Regions from separate parts of the Homo sapiens genome. Here region 2 is linked to region 1. A link is a loop called in an ENCODE intact Hi-C map of the cell type or tissue named here. Cell type or tissue: GM12878. All regions are shown on one strand. Region 1 overlaps SLC22A23 (solute carrier family 22 member 23). Region 2 overlaps SLC22A23 (solute carrier family 22 member 23).

Region 1 (2,500 bases):
GCCCACTGCCTGCTTTTGTTAATAAAGCTTTATTGTAACACCCATTTGTTTACATATCATCTATGGCTGCTTTATGTTATGGTGGCAGGATTAAGTAGCTGTGGCAAAAAACATATGGCCTGCAAAGCCTAAAATATTTGCCATCTGGGACATTACAGAAAAAGTTTGTTGAGTCCTAGTCTAGTATTATAGCAAGGGAAGGTGTAGGGAGGAAAGAGCTCTTGCCAAAGAAGGGCATTGCTGCTGATTACTGATGGAATGATGGAATGGTAAACTCACTCATTGTTTACAGACAGACTCTCAGACCAAAGGGTATGCACTTCATTTAACAAACATTTTCTTATGCCAGATCCTAAGACATAACAACGAGCAAGATAAACTCCTTTTGGAGACTAAAATTGTGTGTTAGGGTGAAGATGGGGGTGTAAGGGAAAGAGAAGGAATAGAGAGATGTATAAAAGCAATGACAGCCCAAATGATAGCAGCATATTCAGACAGCAGAGAAACAAACAAATGATAAAGCTATAAAGATCAACACAGGCGGCATCTCAGAAATAATGCTGAGTGAAAGATAACGTATGGAGGAACACACACGGTATGATTTGACTTATTAAAAATGCAAAACTAAATGATGTACTGTTTATGCATACTAACAGATGAGGTAAAATAATAAAGAAAAGGGAACAAATAACACAAAATTCTGGCTGGTTTTTTCTCTGAGGGTGGGGCTGGGGAGGGACACCCAGGGTGCCTGAAAGGCACCAAAGCCGGGTAGTGAGTACATGAACGTGCACGGTGTAGAATCCTTTATAGCTGACATATATCTTATTAGTATTTTTATATCTACTCCGTGGTTAAATAAAACCAAACCATGTTGAACACAGAGTCAGTGTGACGAGCGCTATGATTCTGTGACTAGGACAGTGGAGAGTGCTACAGGCACACGGAGGAGGGGCCTCTGACTCTGATGTGAGGGGTCAGAAGAAAATCCCTAGAAAAAGTGGCGCCAACCTTATCTGAGGACTTTATGAGCAAACTTCACCCTGAGAAAAAGTCACAGGAGAGTGTTCTGGCGAAAGTCCAGTGATGACACAGATTGCAAGGTTTTCAAGGAACTGATACCAGCTCAGCAAAACAGGCAGAGCAAGTGAGGTGGGGGCGGGCGACGGGGCTGAGAGGGCCCCCTGAGGTCCTACTATGCGCCTGACCAGCCACAGAAAGCCTTTATTCTAAAAGCAATGAGAGCCTTTGAAGGATTTATGGTATGGAGTAAAGTGACATGATCAGAGCTGCCTTTTTACAAGATTCTTCTGGCTGTGGCAACATCAGCTTCCTCTGGTACCCTAAAGTCCCTCAGGTTTCTGCTGGGTTGAGACCGGTGCCAGCTCCCGGATGTCCGCAGTAATGATGTACACCCCTATTACTTGAGAAGAACAAAAACGGTGCCAGGCCAAAATTGCATGAGGTGCTTCATTATCATAGCAGATGCTTATAGACTGCTACAAGCAGGAGAAAACATTTTTGTATAAATTGACTTTTAGTACATTGAATTAAATATTCATGCACCTGTAGGGCTGCAATTGTAAAGACATCTCACAGTGAATCTTTGCAAAGTGGTTGCTCCTTCTCTAAAGTAAACAATCTCCTATCATACGTCTGCTTTATAAAAATAGGTTTTAATCTCAGACTCATGTTAAATAAGCATTTCTGTCTAAGAATGTTTCTTAATCCTTTAAAAGTATAGATAAGTAAAAATTACGAATGCTGTAAATACTTTATAAATACTTCTAAATCATATCAGTGGGAAAATCACTTAAAAAACACATTTTCCTGGTGGCAAGAATAAACATGGAGGTAGATAATGATACAAAGAAAATAAATCACGGAACAGAGCTGCCTTTTGGTTTCATCATCACACTACCTAGTTTGAACTTGAACCTTAATTACCAAATAATTACCACATTCTTTTTGCTTGTTATTTCTATTTTTAAAAATGTCAATAAAAACTTTTATTCATTAATGCTTATGGTAAGTTAAGCCAGAACCTCACAGATAGCCTCCAAAGAACACAGTGATTTTAAAAGTCCCCCAAATCATATGATCCAGCATTTCTACTTCTGGGTATAGTCCTTCAAGAACTGAAAGCAGGAACTCAAAAACACACACATGTGTTCACAGCAGCAGTATTCACAATAGCGAGAATGTGGAAGCAACCTAAGTGTGAATGGGTGAACAAAATGTGGCCTATCCATACGATATAATACGATCCCGCCTTAAAAAGGAAGGGGATTCTCATATCTGCTGCAACATGTCTGAACATGGAGGACATTATGCTCAGTGGAATAAGCCAGTCACAGAAAAACAAATGCTGTATGAATCCATTTATATGAGGCACTAGTGTAGTGAAATCCATAGAGACAGAAAGGAGAACGGCGGTTACCAAGGGCTGGGGAGAGGAGGGAGAATGGGAATTTGTTGTTAAATGGGTGCACTTTCAGTT
Region 2 (2,500 bases), 51 kb before region 1:
ACGCAGTGAGTGACCATGTTTGTAGAATTATATCACGCTTTTGAGCAAATGGAGCCTCACAGGCCTTCAGATTTGAAACCTCCGAGGCATGTGGCCAAACAGCCGAGCCCTAAATTACTTCAAGCTCTGTCCCATAACAGCATGCTCTCAGTTCCCCAGCTGTCGGAGGGCAGGGAAGATGATCTGACTTTTATTTCTCATCATCAGTGTCATCATCAATTGTCATTATTTTATGAGCTTGGCAAGCAATCAGGGAATCAGGGGCTGGGCGTATGGTAAACAGAATAGATCTCAATACCAGTTCACAGCATCACTACTGTGTGACATCTAGTAATAGTAAATATATTTTACTCTTTGGCATAATACTTCTAAATAGAGAAGAATTATTAGCAACTTAGTCTTTCCAAGTAAGTCTTCTTTTCTCTTCTTCTCTCATTTTCCCATCTTCTCTTGCATCTGGATTTAAAAACACTTTTCTTTTGAATGTTCATATATTCACAAAGAAGAGAGAATCATGTCATGAATATTTTGGATATGTTGCCCTTTTGGTTCTTCTGCCTCTTTCCCTCTCTTCTCTGTAATATTTTAAATCAGATTCCTGAAATCATGTCATTCTACTTTTAAATACAAATATGTCTCTCCTAAAAAAGACATTTTCACATCTAACAAAATTAACAATAATTCTTTAATATTATTCAATATCTAGTCTGTGTCCAACCTACTCAATTACTTCAAAAAAGTCTCTTTATAGTTTTTTTTTTAAATCAGGATCCAAACAAGATCCACATATTACATATCTTAATTCTCCTTCAGTCTAGAGCAGACTTCCCCCGACCCTCTTTCCCCATGGAACTTGAAGAAACCGCTGGTTTTATGTGACTGTCCCGTGATGTCGTTCACATGTTCCTTCATGCCCTGGTTTAATCTCTAAACTGGAAGCTCCACCTAATGTCTGGTGAGACCCAGGTTCAGGTTTTTGGAAGAGCGTATCGCAGCTGGTGCCTGTGCGTCACGGTGCTGCCCCGCAGGAGGTCACCTACTGGGAATGACGCTACCACTGACCCATGGAGCAAAGCGGCGGCGCCTCAGCCTCCCATCCTAGAGTTGTTCACCAACATTTTCCCTAAAGGTTTTGTAGGGAGTGCAAAATGGTGATCTGATTTTCTAATTCCATCCTTCACTGTATACTGTTTTCACCTTGAATTACTTTGGAAGGAAGAACTTGTATTCAGCAACAAGGGCCAGCTCTTTGCCCTGAAATACGGTCAGTTCAGAAGAGGCAGCATCATAAAATCACAATCACTCTGGGTGATAGCTAATTTCACACCACACGTGCCCCTCCAAGGGCTCCTGTTCCACTCAGAGTGAAAGCAAAGTCTTTCACAGTGACCCATGTGATTTCCACCCCTCCCGCATCCCTCAGACCACATCACCTGCCCCTCCCCGCCCCATCGCTCCACTTCAGCCACACTGGCCTCCCTGCTGCTCCTCTAACCCAGCAAGCACACCCCCCTTCTGGGCTGTGCACTCCCCGTCTGTCCTCCCCAGGGAGTTGCATATCTCCCTCCTCCTTTTCTCAGGTCTCTAAGAGCCATCTTGCCCAGAAGCTTTGCCCTGACCATGCTATATAAAATAGTAATCCCTGCCCTCTTGCTTCCCCATGTTGCGACCACACAGAGGAGAGTGCCTCCCCGACAGTGGTTTGCAAGTGTGGCCCCAGACCTGCAGCAGCAGCCTCACCTGGGGCCACCACCTCAGAAACACAGAGTCGGGGCCCTTCTCAGTCCTACTGTATCAGAAACTGAGGCTGGGAACAGCAATCTGTGTCAACAAGCTGTGCAGTAATTCTGATGCTGGCTCCAGCTGAAGAACCACTGCAGTATACTTTGCAAATATTAGCCACTGAATCCTCCTCATAAGCGGATGAGGTTGGGAATGGTGATGCTGCTGCTTCAGGGAACACCCTTTGAAAAGCAGTGTTCTGAACACTGAAGAGTTTTATACATCTCAGCCCTGAGATCCTATAATTAATTTTTCCATTGTAGCATTAGCATATTAAAAATAAAACAAAGCTAAGCTGCTTTAGAGTTTATAACACCTATTGGCCTACTGGCCTTGGGGTAACTGGATGTTGGCTGTTTTTATTTTTTTATTTTTGAGATGGAGTTTCACTCTTGTTGTCCAGGCTGGAGTGCAATGGCACAATCTTGGCTCATTGCAACCTCCACTTACTGGGTTCAAGCTATTCTTCCGCCTCAGCTTCTTGAGTAGCTAGGATTACAGGCACCTTCCATCGTGCCTGCTAATTTTTGTATTTTTAGTAGAGATGGGGTTTCACCATGTTGGCCAGGCTGGTCTTGAACTCCTGACCTCAGGCGATTCACCCGCCTCGGCCTCCCAAAGTGCTGGGATCACAGGCATGAGCCACTGCGCCCAGCGTAGATGTTGGCTTTTTAACCAACAGCAGGCATGTGACTTTTTTTTTTTTCAATGAAAAAAA

What was found. Hi-C counts contacts between places; a loop is a spot of excess contacts. Peaks named below come from ENCODE experiments on the same cell type or tissue, not always from the same donor. Only the 100,000 strongest peaks of a DNase experiment are listed, where the experiment ranks them.
Region 2: it touches region 1 in a loop (2.1-fold over the local background); 2 of 110 quality-filtered maps call a loop at or near these places.

The regions. Positions count from the first base shown.
Region 1 is chr6:3,382,629-3,385,128 of GRCh38, forward strand. All of the region lies in intron 3 of SLC22A23 (solute carrier family 22 member 23), which reads right to left. Among named protein-coding and RNA genes, the nearest start is that of SLC22A23, 73 kb to the right of the region's middle. In GM12878, no CTCF peak of the experiment used is centred here; a DNase peak (open chromatin) is centred at 1,063; H3K27ac peaks cover 1,300 bases.
Region 2 is chr6:3,332,022-3,334,521 of GRCh38, forward strand. The region is part of intron 3 of SLC22A23 (solute carrier family 22 member 23); the gene reads right to left. Among named protein-coding and RNA genes, the nearest start is that of PSMG4, 74 kb to the left of the region's middle. In GM12878, no CTCF peak of the experiment used is centred here; a DNase peak (open chromatin) is centred at 1,460.